Regions from separate parts of the Homo sapiens genome. Here region 1 is linked to region 2. The links are chromatin contacts, found by Hi-C or POLR2A ChIA-PET in ENCODE. All regions are on one chromosome and are shown on one strand. Each heading gives the region's core, a stretch centred on a gene start or an enhancer-like site at or near the end of the contact. The rest is flanking DNA. Distances are from core to core; before and after follow the strand shown.

The links. A loop is a pair of places that touch in the nucleus more often than their neighbours do. ChIA-PET counts read pairs that join two places held with the same protein, here RNA polymerase II (POLR2A).
Region 1: a map of ovary shows a loop between it and region 2 (14-fold over the local background). The contact joins two enhancer-like sites. A Hi-C loop is called at or near these places in 1 of 168 maps with a recorded cell type or tissue (ovary). POLR2A ChIA-PET finds 5 or more read pairs at or near these places in 2 of 52 experiments (activated CD4-positive, alpha-beta T cell and activated T-cell).

The regions. Positions count from the first base shown.
Region 1 is chr1:101,124,732-101,130,546 of GRCh38, reverse strand. No RefSeq gene overlaps it. Among named protein-coding and RNA genes, the nearest start is that of DPH5-DT, 100 kb to the right of the region's middle. RefSeq lists enhancers at 2,404-2,453, 2,872-2,971. Within about 2 kb of position 2,211, at least 5 of the 41 ENCODE cell types and tissues checked have a DNase peak (open chromatin) inside an H3K27ac peak, as active enhancers do.
Region 2 is chr1:100,412,364-100,418,533 of GRCh38, reverse strand. The region is part of intron 4 of CDC14A (cell division cycle 14A); the gene reads right to left. LOC105379827 (a long non-coding RNA gene) reads left to right here. Exons shown (of 3, transcript XR_007066254.1): 2 at 1-6,170. Among named protein-coding and RNA genes, the nearest start is that of CDC14A, 63 kb to the right of the region's middle. Within about 2 kb of position 3,678, at least 5 of the 41 ENCODE cell types and tissues checked have a DNase peak (open chromatin) inside an H3K27ac peak, as active enhancers do.

The DNA of each region.
Region 1 (5,815 bases), core at 962-3,461, 710 kb before region 2:
ATCTTAACGCCCATACATTGCTCTCCTGGGAGTTCTCAGGTCTCAGCTAAGAACCGTTGCTTTACAGCAGTGCTTTTGGAGCTTTTATGTAGTGACCTAAATAAAAATAGTAATATTTGTATAATATGCTGGGTTACCGACAGAAGCTGCTTCAGGTCGGAGGCAATTAACTGGGGTTCTAGCTGCTTTCTCCCACCCAGGTGCCTCAGAGGCTAAAGTGATTAAATATCATGTCACTCTTGTAACCTATTTTGTTTTCACTCTTCTGAAGGTTCTTAAGAAGAAGAGTGAAACTATCAGTGCCACTTTTAAAAGGACGATTCCATCATCAATGTAAAGAGTAGACAGGAGGCAATCAGATGAGTTAGAAGCTTTCCTAGAAGTGACTTCAAAGGCTTGTCATGTGTCATTAGTGGTGAGGATAAAAAAGAGGGTATTCTAGAGCTTTTTAAGGCTAGAATCAAAAGATCTGATGACAGTGGTAGCTTCCAAATTTCTATATACTAGGAATTTAAGGGCTTCAGTTGGGTTAGAAAAAGGACTTTGGTTTATAGCAGCAAAATTCACAATTGCAAATACATGAAATCAGTCTAAAAGCCCATCAAATGAGTGGATAAAGAAAATGTGACACACACACACAAACACACACACACACACACACACACACACACACACACACCATGGAATGCTACTCAGCCATAAAAAGGAATGAAATAATGGCATTTGCAGCAACCTGGATGGAATTGGAGATCATCATTCTAAGTGAAGTAACTCACGATTGGAAAACCAAACACCAAACATCATATGTTCTCAATTATAAGTGGGAGCTAAGCTATGAGGATACAAAGATGTAAGAATGATATAATGGACTTTGGGGACTGAGGGGGAAGGGTGGGAGGGGATGAGGGATAAAAGAATACACATTGGGTACAGTGTACACTGCTCAAGTGATAGGTGTACTAAAATCTCAGAAATCACCACTAAAGAACTTTTCCATGCAACCAAACACCACCCGTTCCCCAAAAACTATGGAAATAAAAAAAGTTTTTTTAAAGAAAAGAAAAAGGACTTTGGGAATTTGGAGGACCATCAAATATGTTAATGTAGATTGTCCACTGCACAAGTGAAGTTTTATTGGTGTATGCAAAATAACTGTCAAAGTAATTTACCTGAAGAGGTGCTGTTTTAAAAACTCAAATGTAAGCATGAATCAGTGAAGACTTCTTTCAGCTTAGATGCTGCAGGAGGTTTTAGCCCAATAAAAGGTGACTTGATAAGCAATATTACTGTTTAAAGTGTTGCCACAAACTTAATGAAAAGTCTAATAAATAGATTTTCATCTCAGATATCTGATGTCTTGTATATTTTTATAAGCACTGGCTAATGAACATAGGGCTTTTTCTCCCCTCATCATCACATTTTAGTTTTATCTGATGAAAAAGGTGTGGTTCATGATCCACAATAACCACTAAGCTGCCTGAGAAGGAGCAGCACAGTGTGTGAAATTCTTTTAAGTATGCAGTAATGAGTATAAATCAAGTAGACTATGTCCAGTGCTCTTGTACCTGATCCTGTGAACATCAGTGATCTAATTAAAAATGTGTTCACCAAGTCCTTCTTCTGCATTATTTTTGTCAGCATGGAGGTGGCATAGACATAATTTTATTTTTTCTAAATAAAACTGTTGAGGGGATTTCCTTCCTGCTTCTTTCCCTCTTTAAACTCTCTGAAACAGACTTTTAAAGGTTTCTTTTTTTCATAAATGATTACATTAATACTCTGAATTTTAAACTGATTTTTTTCTCTCTCTCCTGGAATCAAACCATGATCAGATTTTCTTGAACTCTGGCAGTTGAGAATTCAGGTAATCCTCAAAGAAGCAGACTGCAGCTTAGGAAGGGGCGGCTGACCACACTGGTCTATGACCTGGGTGCTTTGCTGTTATCTGTTACAGACAGCTGCTCTGTTTCATACAAAGTTCATTTGAAGACTATGAAAAACATTGAAGTCAGATGCATGAGAAGGCAAAGCTGAGCGTGTCAACAAAGAGAATGAGCTTGATCTAGTGCATAGCTCACAGGGAGTTAAAAAACAAGGCAGGGAAATAGAGTGGTTTCAGAGAGATTCCCACCCCACTTTACAGCAGGAAGGAAGCCCAACCCTCAGAGACTCAGGGAGGAAAGCAACGCTAGATGGATTCTCCTGCATAAAGTGCCCCCACACAGAGTCATGTGAATTTGCATAGATGCACAATGCATGCAGCACTTCCTCCTCTTCTAAAACCTGTTGTGAAGATGTGTTTCTACACCAGGCTTACTGTGGCTATTCTTTATGTGATTCAAGAATCAGAGAAGGTTCCCCAAACAAAAAATAGTGTGACTTTGTGCTTCCCCAGCCAGATAGATATGCAAACAGTTGTAATCGCAGTCTCCAGAAGCCCAAGTCTTGTCAAAAAGGGGTTCTGAAAAATCTATAATCTTTAATATTAACATAATTGTTAACCCACCCCAGGATTTTTCAAATTTTTCAATATTATGCCATGGTAGAAAACAACTTTGTATTAAATGTATCAAAACTTCTAGTACTAAAATAATCTCATCCATGTCTCAGGATGCGATTCATTTCCATCAGAAACCCTTGAGATTGCTAATAAATATAAATTTCCCATACGGATTCCTTTAGAAGCAGTGGGATATTAGACCTACATTCATAAACAGTGAGGATGTAACTAAACATGATACAAACTGGACTGGGCACAGTGGCTCACACCTGTAATCCCAGCACTTTGTGAGGCTGAGGCATGCGGATCACGAGGTCAGGAGTTCGAGACAAGCCTGGCCAGCATAGTGAAACCTCATCTCTACTAAAAATACAAAAATTAGCCAGGTGTGGTGGCACGCGCCTGTAGTCCCAGCTACTCTGGAGGCTGAGGCAGGAGAATCGCTTGAACCTGGGAGGCGGTGGTTGCAGTGAGCTAAGACCATGCCATTGCACTCCAGCCTGGGTGAAAGAGGAAAAAAAAACAGATGACACAAATTGTCAGTGTATCATAACCAAATCATAATTTCATTGCAATGGAAACTCAAGCTTGATTTCCATCCCCGCCCCCCCCCATTTTCTGGCCCTGTTTACAGCATGGCCCAAAAGCAGATCAGACATTATAAACAGTAATACAAATAATGATTTGATTTTTTTGAAGGAGAGGTAAGATTTAATTTCCTTCAGTTGTGCATCTTTAAATTCTTCATATTAGAGCTTTATTTATTAAAATATTGAAAACAATATTAGAAATGTAATTTTTATTATGAAAATAAAGACCTAGAAGTATAGGATGCGATCTATACAATTCCAGTGGTACCTTTTCCCTGAGTAAAAATGTACATTTCACTCCAAAAATGAGTATTCTACTTTTGTTTTGATATAACAAATATGATAATAAATTAAACTTGATTAAAATTATGATACGTTAGGTAACTCCACAGTATATTACTGTGAAGAGGGTTAAGAAAAAGATGACCCAGAGGGAATCTGAAATCTTTTTGTTGTTGTTGTTGAGACAGAGTCTCGCTCTGTTACCTGGGCTGGAGTGCAGTGGTACAATCTCAGCTCACTGCAACCTCTGCCTCCTGGGTTCAAGCGATTCTCTTGCCTCAGCCTCCCGAGTAGCTGGGACTACAGGTGTGTGCCACTACACCCAGCTAAATTTTTGTATTTTTAGTAGAGACGGGGTTTCACCATGTTGGTTGGCCAGGATGGTCTCGATCTCCTGACCTCGTGATCTGCCCGCCTCGGCCTCCCAAAGTACTGGGATTACAGACGTGAGCCACCGCGCTGGGCCGGGAATCTGAAATCTTAATGTAGACTGGGATAATTCTAATATTTATAATTTACAAATAAGCTCAAAACTTCCATTTCAACCAACTTTGTCGATCTTCTTTCTCAATGTGGCCAAATCTATAGTTAAATATAAATACAAGTATATGTTAAACTTCAATAGAAACTTTAAAAACTAGGCTAATATGCATATTTTACCAGTATATTTGGGAAATAAGTTGTTTTGATTGAATGAATTGTCTAGTTTAGCAAGGATAAGAACACTCTTCTTTTGTTGTTTTGACCTACATAGTGAAAAACCTAGCTAAAATATATTCATTTACTATCTTCCCTTCATAGGAAGAATATGACAACCATAAATAAGAAAATTATCCTGGATCTTAAATTGCTGAGGCTTTTGCTTTTCTCATTCCTTAATTTATTCATTTATTCACATATTTACTGAGCACCTACTATGTGCCAGGCACTATTCTGATACAAGCTCTATTTAATATTATTATACATGCCATAGAAGACAATATAAACCATGGAGCTCAATGTGTAAAAATTCAAAGTTATACCTTGGAAACATCTCTTAAAAATCCTTTGTGGGCTGGGTATGGTGGGTCATGCCTGTAATCCCAGCATTTTTGCGAGGCTGAGTCAGGAAGATGGCTTGAGGCCAGGAGTTTGAGACCAGCCTGGGCAACATGGTGAGACCCCATCTCTACAAAAAATTTAAAAAGTAGCCAGGTGTGGTGGTACATGCCTGTAGTTCCAGCTACTCAGGAGACTGAGACAGGAGGTTTGCTTGAGCCTGGGAAGTCAAGGCTGCAGTGAGCTGTGTTTGTACCATTGTGCTCCAGCCTGGGCAACAGAGTGAGACCTTGTCTCAAAAAAAAAAAAATCCCATCAGCTTGTGTTTGGTGGTAATATGGCTATTTTGCCTTAAACTTTGCAATGTCTTTCCTCCGAATGCTCTTAAAACAAACTCTGTTTAATTGAAGATTCTGGTTAATTACAGTTTTGCTGCAGTGCAAGATAATTTTGTAAAGCAATTGCTACAACATTATTGGAATCAGAGATTATTTACTTCTGCATGACTGACAGAAATCCACTATGCAATCAGCAGTCTTTCTTCACCGTCTGCATGAAAAGGCCATCTTTGAATAGAAAAGACAGGCAGTGTGACATAGAAAGGGTACAGCTTCAGAAGTCAGACAAACCTGGCCATTTAACTGTGGGGTAAGTTCTTAAAGCTCTTTTAGCCTTAGTGCCCTTACCTGAAAAATGGAATAATGTCCAACCTTAAAGTTATTCTGATGATTTGAAAAGATAAATGTTGTTCATTCACTCTGCAAATATTCACCAACTGCTTTATCCTGAGGGTAATAGGCAATCACTGTAGGTCTTAAACAGGAGTAGTAACGTAATTGAACTTTGGAAATATCACCCTGGCTGCAGTATGGCGAATGAATGAGGGTGAGGTAAGATTGAAGGGAAACCAGTTAGGACCTGTTATTGTTAGGACCTGTTACAGTTAGGACCTGTTATTGCTCAGAGACAAGTGTAGCTTTCACGTAAAAGTAGAGGCAGTGAGGATGAAGAGAAGTAAATGGATTTGAGAAATTTTAAAAGTCACGTCAAGAGGAGAGGGTAAAAGGTTGGATGCGGATGGTAAGATGGAAGGTATAATGAATATCTCGGTTTCTTGCTTGGTTGTTTGTGGATGGTGGTGCCATAACTAGGAGAGGGAAAATAGGAAAAGGTCTTGTGGCAAAGATGACAAATTCTGTTCTACACAGGTTGTTTTTGAGGTGCTTGTGGGACCCCCCCACCCAAGAAGTACTATGCAACATGCAACCCATGACTAGAAATACAGGTCTGGAGATAACTCAGGGGAACATGACAGAGTAGAAGCTAAGCATTGGGGGCTATTACTGTGCAGACTTCCCAGTTGGTTAAGAACACCTCTGCTCCTTCCACTGGTCTGGGAACATCC
Region 2 (6,170 bases), core at 2,429-4,928:
TGCCAACCCTTCACCAAGATATCGTCCCAGCCTGCCTTTTCAGGTAAATTTGTCATTTTTCCTCAAATGAACCCTACCCGCTAGCCTGGACTCCTCACCCTTCCCTAAACATACCTGATATCTCTGGTATTTGAGGTTGTTGTTGTTTTTCTGGAATACTTTCCTCACCATTTCTACCTATTAGACCTATATTTCATTAGACCTAAACTCAAATACTATGTCCCATGATGCCTTTCTTCTCCAACTCAGAACCTTTTCCCTTACCCTTTAGACTCCAGAATATGACACTCAACTATAGGTGATAATGATCACAATAATGACAACAATAAAAACAAAAAGTTAACAGTATATACCATGTGCCAGGCACTCTTCTAGGCATTGTACATAACTTGGTTCATTAATCCTCACATCACCCCGAGTTAGGTTCCATTATTATTCCCATTTTCATTTTACAGGAAAAGCACTGAGAATTAGTTGCTCAAGGTCACACAGTCAGTCTGGCTCCCTCATAGAAACTCATAAGCACATCCTGATGGGCCCCTCACAGCTCTTTTGTAATTAGTTTCCTTTAGACTAAAGTGGAAAGCTTCTGGAGCTCAAGTAACCAAGCTTCCCATACCTTTATAAACCTTCAGATGCCTCCTGTCAGATAGATGCTCAGCAAAAAACCTATGTTTAATGAACAGCTACTTTAAACATATAAGGATAAGAATGCATCTACCCAAAAGGGTTAATTCAGCTTAATTAATAATTGGTGAATGAGATTTTAAAAGACTATATCACTACAACTATAGTGGGAATGCCCAAAAGAGGGGTAAAATGAACTTTCTCAGCCCAGTTGTATGAAAGCATCAAGCCAAATAGAGTCAATTCACCAATGATGTGCTTCAAGAGAAAGCAATAGACTGATTTTAAAAAATAAAAGCTCTAGGTCATATGATTTGTATTTGCTTATAGAAAGTATTTAGTCAAGGCATACTCCCTCATCCAAATATTCACTCTCCCACTTCCTCTGTGTCTATTCTGAAGCCACACTCAGCCACTTCCAACATGGGATACAACGCAGCCAGCAGGAGGTGGAACAGAGCACAAATCACCACAGATGACTGTAATTCAATCAGCATATATATTTACTTAACGCTTACAATTTGCACAGGAACCTGCACATATACGAGGGCACAGAGATAGTCTGAAATCTCCATTATGGAGCTTAAAGACACTGACTTCAAGGACTCTAAAGGGGGCTGGGAATGGCCTATGAAGTGACCAGACTCAACCTGAGCCTACCTTGCATCATCGCAGTGTTTAGATGCCACCTCCTCCGTTTCCTTGGGATCACAGCTCTAAAGTGAGACAGTCTTTTTGGCAACCCAATAAGATCAGGCCCCTGCCTTATGTTCTCAAAGCTCTCTGCCTTCTCCTTCAAATTCGTATACCAGTTTGTTTCTGTGGTTATTTGATTGAGCCTGTCTCCCCAAGTAGGCTGTAAGACTAATGACAGCAAGGTTTCCATCTCTTTTTTATCTGCAGGACTCAACACTATGCCTGGCATGTAGCACACACTCAAAAAATGATGGACGATTGCACAAATAGTGGGCGTTTTATACGAGGGGAAGCATGACATAGACACAGGTTCTTTCCCCATTAGTGGCATGAAACTAACCCTCTATGCTTCCATTGCCTTAGGTATAAACTGAGGATAATAATTGTAACTATCACATAAGGTTGTTTGTCGGGAAGAATAAATGAATTAATAATGTATGTAAAGTGCTCAAAATTATATCTAGCACATAGCTCTTCTACAGCAAGGGACAACAAAAAGGAGATAAACTTTGGTCCCAAAATGTTTTTTTTCCTTTCCACCATCTGTCTCTGGGTGAATCTGGACCCACACTGTTATTATTTCTCACACCTTCACCCTAAAGCCCGTCTATGTATACAAACATCAGAATATGAGGTTGTAAATGTCCCTAATAAGACCATGATTTAGTTCAACCCTCTGATTATAGAGTACAGATGTTGATCCTACTCTCAGTTCTGCCTCTTTAAACAGCCTCCCTAGTCTCCTGATGCCTTAGTATCAACATCCATAAAATAAATGCCACTGGTCCCTGCTTTACCAAACCCATTATCAAAATATCAGAAGATCCCTGAGGTGGGCCATGTCTTTCTGCAACAAAGTACATGAAATAAGAAGCGAGTTACTGTTACTAGCACTGTATTCATTTTTTCTATTTGAATGTCTCATGAACAAAAGAATTAGATTCCCAAGTTGGATTTGTTTTTAGGAAAGGAAAGCACTCACCAGTTACCTGCAAAGAATGAACCACACAAGTCCATGAAAAGAAGTCCAGCATAGAAACAGAAGTCCATCATAAAAATGCACTGCAAGGCAAAAAACTCTGCAAAAAGCTGAAACATAAAACTTTTAAAGTCTCTTCCTTGGCTCCCAAAACTTGGTTCTCAGACTTCTTAAATGTCAGGGCACTTAATTTATAAACTGTTTTTTCCTAAAGACAGCATTAATTGTGATACACAAACACAAACAAATTGTTTAATTTTGTTATTTTTAGCAACATTATTTTCTTAATCATTTCCTCCCATTATATCCAGTGACTCAGAAAACAATATCTACATTCAACTTTATAATTTTTTAAAAATAGGAAAAAGTTATACATTTCTCAAATGCATAAACAATTCCACTTTGTTCTAATTGCTTGTGGAAATAGAAATATTCAATGTTAATCACATATGAATTAGGAAAGTCAGTCTGATTACAAATCAGAAACACAACTGTATTTAAAACTTGTATTATATTCAGTCTATTTTAAATCTATCATGCTAAATAGTCTAATTAAAACAGAGTAAGAATGAATGTCTTTTGTTTCCTACAGTCTTTGGTTGAACATGTTGTAAAATAAAGTCATTCTTCCTGTTCTTCAAGTTTTGAGTCCATTATAAATCACAGATTATGAAGTCAGCAAAGCATAAGACAATATACCTGCTTAACAAATATGGAGGCAAGGCTAATCATAGAAGTTAAGCAGAACCTGACATCAGGTCTCTATAGACATCACTTATTTCTACCCTAAAAATACTTAACAATTTTCAGTATTTGAATCCTCATGAGAATGAGGTCTAGAAATGAGTATGTTTTTTGTTTGAGGTGCTGTTTGCTCTGAAATACCCTCATGTGACATCTCTTTACAGTTTAATTTGAAGCTGGGATTTAACATACAGTCAACAAACAGCAGACTTTATTTATTTGACAATTCGTTTAGAATAGAAATACTCTCTCACCCCTCTCATGGGTATAATTAGAGTGAAACCAGTGGGAGCTTTTTGATGGGCAATTTAGGGAGAATGGCAGACAATATTAGCCATGTGTGTCTTCCCATCTAATTTGATTACAACCAGAATTTTCATAATCAGCCTAAAAAGATATCCTTCCAGAACTGACAGCTACAGCCAGCACAAATGCACATCTCTTGCTAGCATTGTCTCAGTGACACAATGCTTCTCTTCTGCCTGAGGTGAGTTCATGTACCAGCATAGACCTCACTGAGCTGGTTGTGTGACAGTAAACTAGTCCAACCCCTTATAAAGCAAACAAAGGAAACACCAAGCCAATGTTCTTAACACACAGAAACCTAAAAGGACACGTTAATGGGGGAAAGGAGAAAATGTGTCGCCCCAAAATAACCTCAGTCCCTTAGTCTTACGCAAGCTGAGCAAAATACTGTTATGTTACAACATGCAGCTAAATATAACCCTGTAGAACATTTATCATTCATCATCAAAAGGTAGTCCTTATATAAAACGCAAAAACAGACTCACTCCAGAATATCACTTGAATAATACATACTCCCAAACTGAATGGTTTCATGTTAAAAACTCCTGGTGCTGAGTTTCACTGCTTACTTCTGGGTATATCATGAGCTTCATTTCATAAAACTTTCCAAATGAAGAAAGAAAATGAAAAAAAAGTATGTTATTTAAACCCAGGACTGAATTGGATCAAGTTTACAAGGCAAGGAACCATAACTTTGTAATGAAGATGGTGACGCAGATCCACTGTAACAGACCAGGACTGGATGTTTAAATCCTCTTAACACCTGTTAGCAATTATAGAAAGTCTTTAAATTGCAAATACATTATACTCCAAACATTTATCTGTAAAAGATAATATGCGGTTTTTTGTTTTGTTTTGTTTTCTGTTGTTGTTGTTTAAAGTAGAGATGGGGTCTACTATGTTGCCCACGCTGGTCTCGAACTCCTGGGCTCAGGCAATCCTACCGCCTTGGCCTTCCAAAGTGTTGGGATTACAGGCATGAGCCATTGTGCCTTGCCAAGGATAATATTTTGACTTCTGGAAATATTTTCCCAAAGACAAAATCTTAGGATTTTAAGTTTCCTAAGCTAGTCCAAACATGATAATATATTCACTATTATCATTAAAATCATATATCTAAAATAAAATGTAGTAGAAGACACTATTTTCAAAATTAAAACTAAAATAATTAAGTAAGTGTGTTAGTTTCTTAAGTTAATTATCTTCCCTCAATGCTAATACTTGAGGGAAAGCTAAATTAGAAAAACTTGAAGAAATCAAGGAATACATCTATAATGGCTTTAAAGTGAACCCTGAATTATTTCTAATGTTTTGATTGGTACTTAATTATATACAATTCTGCTTCAAAATGCATAACTTTCCTCAGTATTTGGCATTGTGATTACAGCTGATTTCAAATCTGAGGCAGTGGAAAGCAGGGCAAATATGAGAGGAAATTTTCTTGCTGTCACTGGAAGGAAAGTAATTGAGGAGAAAAGTGAACAAGAAAGATCATAAACTTTCTGGGAATAACAGGAGGAAGCCTACCAAACTTGCCAGGGATGGAACCAAACTTGTGGGGGTTGCTTCCCATGTACTTATGGCAACTTTAGGCAGTCTGTGATCTCCTCGAAGAGAGAAGGTGGTAGACCAGCAACCCAATGTATTTATTTTAGTAACTAGAGTATATACTTAAGGAACTGTACATAGAATTGTTTTTAAAATTAAAATTTTAAGAAGCCTTTTCATATATAGTCATTTTATTCTTTTTCAAATTTCAGGAAGTTTACAGGTGAGATGTTATCCAAACTTCTAACACAAAAGCCACAAAGCATGTGAACTAAATCTCAGGTCTAGAATCATAGTAACTTGTAAGCTACTGTTCTTTGAACTCACTGAAGAATAGAAAACTAACAATGCACACAAACAAGGAACTGGTTGTTCTCTTCCAGTATTTACAAGAGTTGTTGCTTAGAGAAAGCAGGAGAAACAAGAGTTTTGCCCATCAGTCAGGTGTTTGCAGAAAAGATTCTGTGGCAATTTTTCTGTGCATTAGCCCCAACTGTTCAAACATGTGCCACATGACAGTATTGTCCTTCGAGAAGATAACAGAAATTAATCATCCTTTTTTCTTTTTTCTTTTCTTTTTGACAGTTTCGCTCTTGTCACCCAGGCTGGAGCGCAGTGGCACGATCTCAGCTCACTGCAACCTCCATCTCCCGGGTTTAAGTGATTCTCCTGCCTCAGCCTCCCAAGTAGCTGCAGAATTAATCGTTCTTAAATGTGCATAGATTTTTTTAAGTAAACATGTTCCCTACATACTTTAGCTTACTAACTTCCACAAACAGCAGAACTGAAACAATTACAGCTTAAATAAAAGTAACTTAAACCCAATCAACAGATCCATTGCATACATACTATATATATATATATAATATATATATATAAAATATATATATATAAAATATATATATATAAAATATATATATATATATATATATATATAAAACATACAGGAAGTTCACCCACCTTCCCTGCAGTAACTGGGAACTTCCCTCCTATTCTGGCTCACTACTGTAGGCAGACCTCACTACTTCCAGAAAACAGCCCCCCTTCACCCTGGCCAGCAATTTCTCACCCCCATCTTCCTATGAGCAACAAGACTTGAATGGCAGGTTTCCTGGTAGTAAGGAAAATGAAGAAGGAGGAAGGAAAAGGAGAAAAACAGAGAGCTTTCCACAGTTCTACACACCAGGTAATTCATTTCTTCATTCAGCAAAGACTTACCAGTACCAAGCACCATGGATAATACCAAGAACAAAGCAAGTATGTTCCTGAC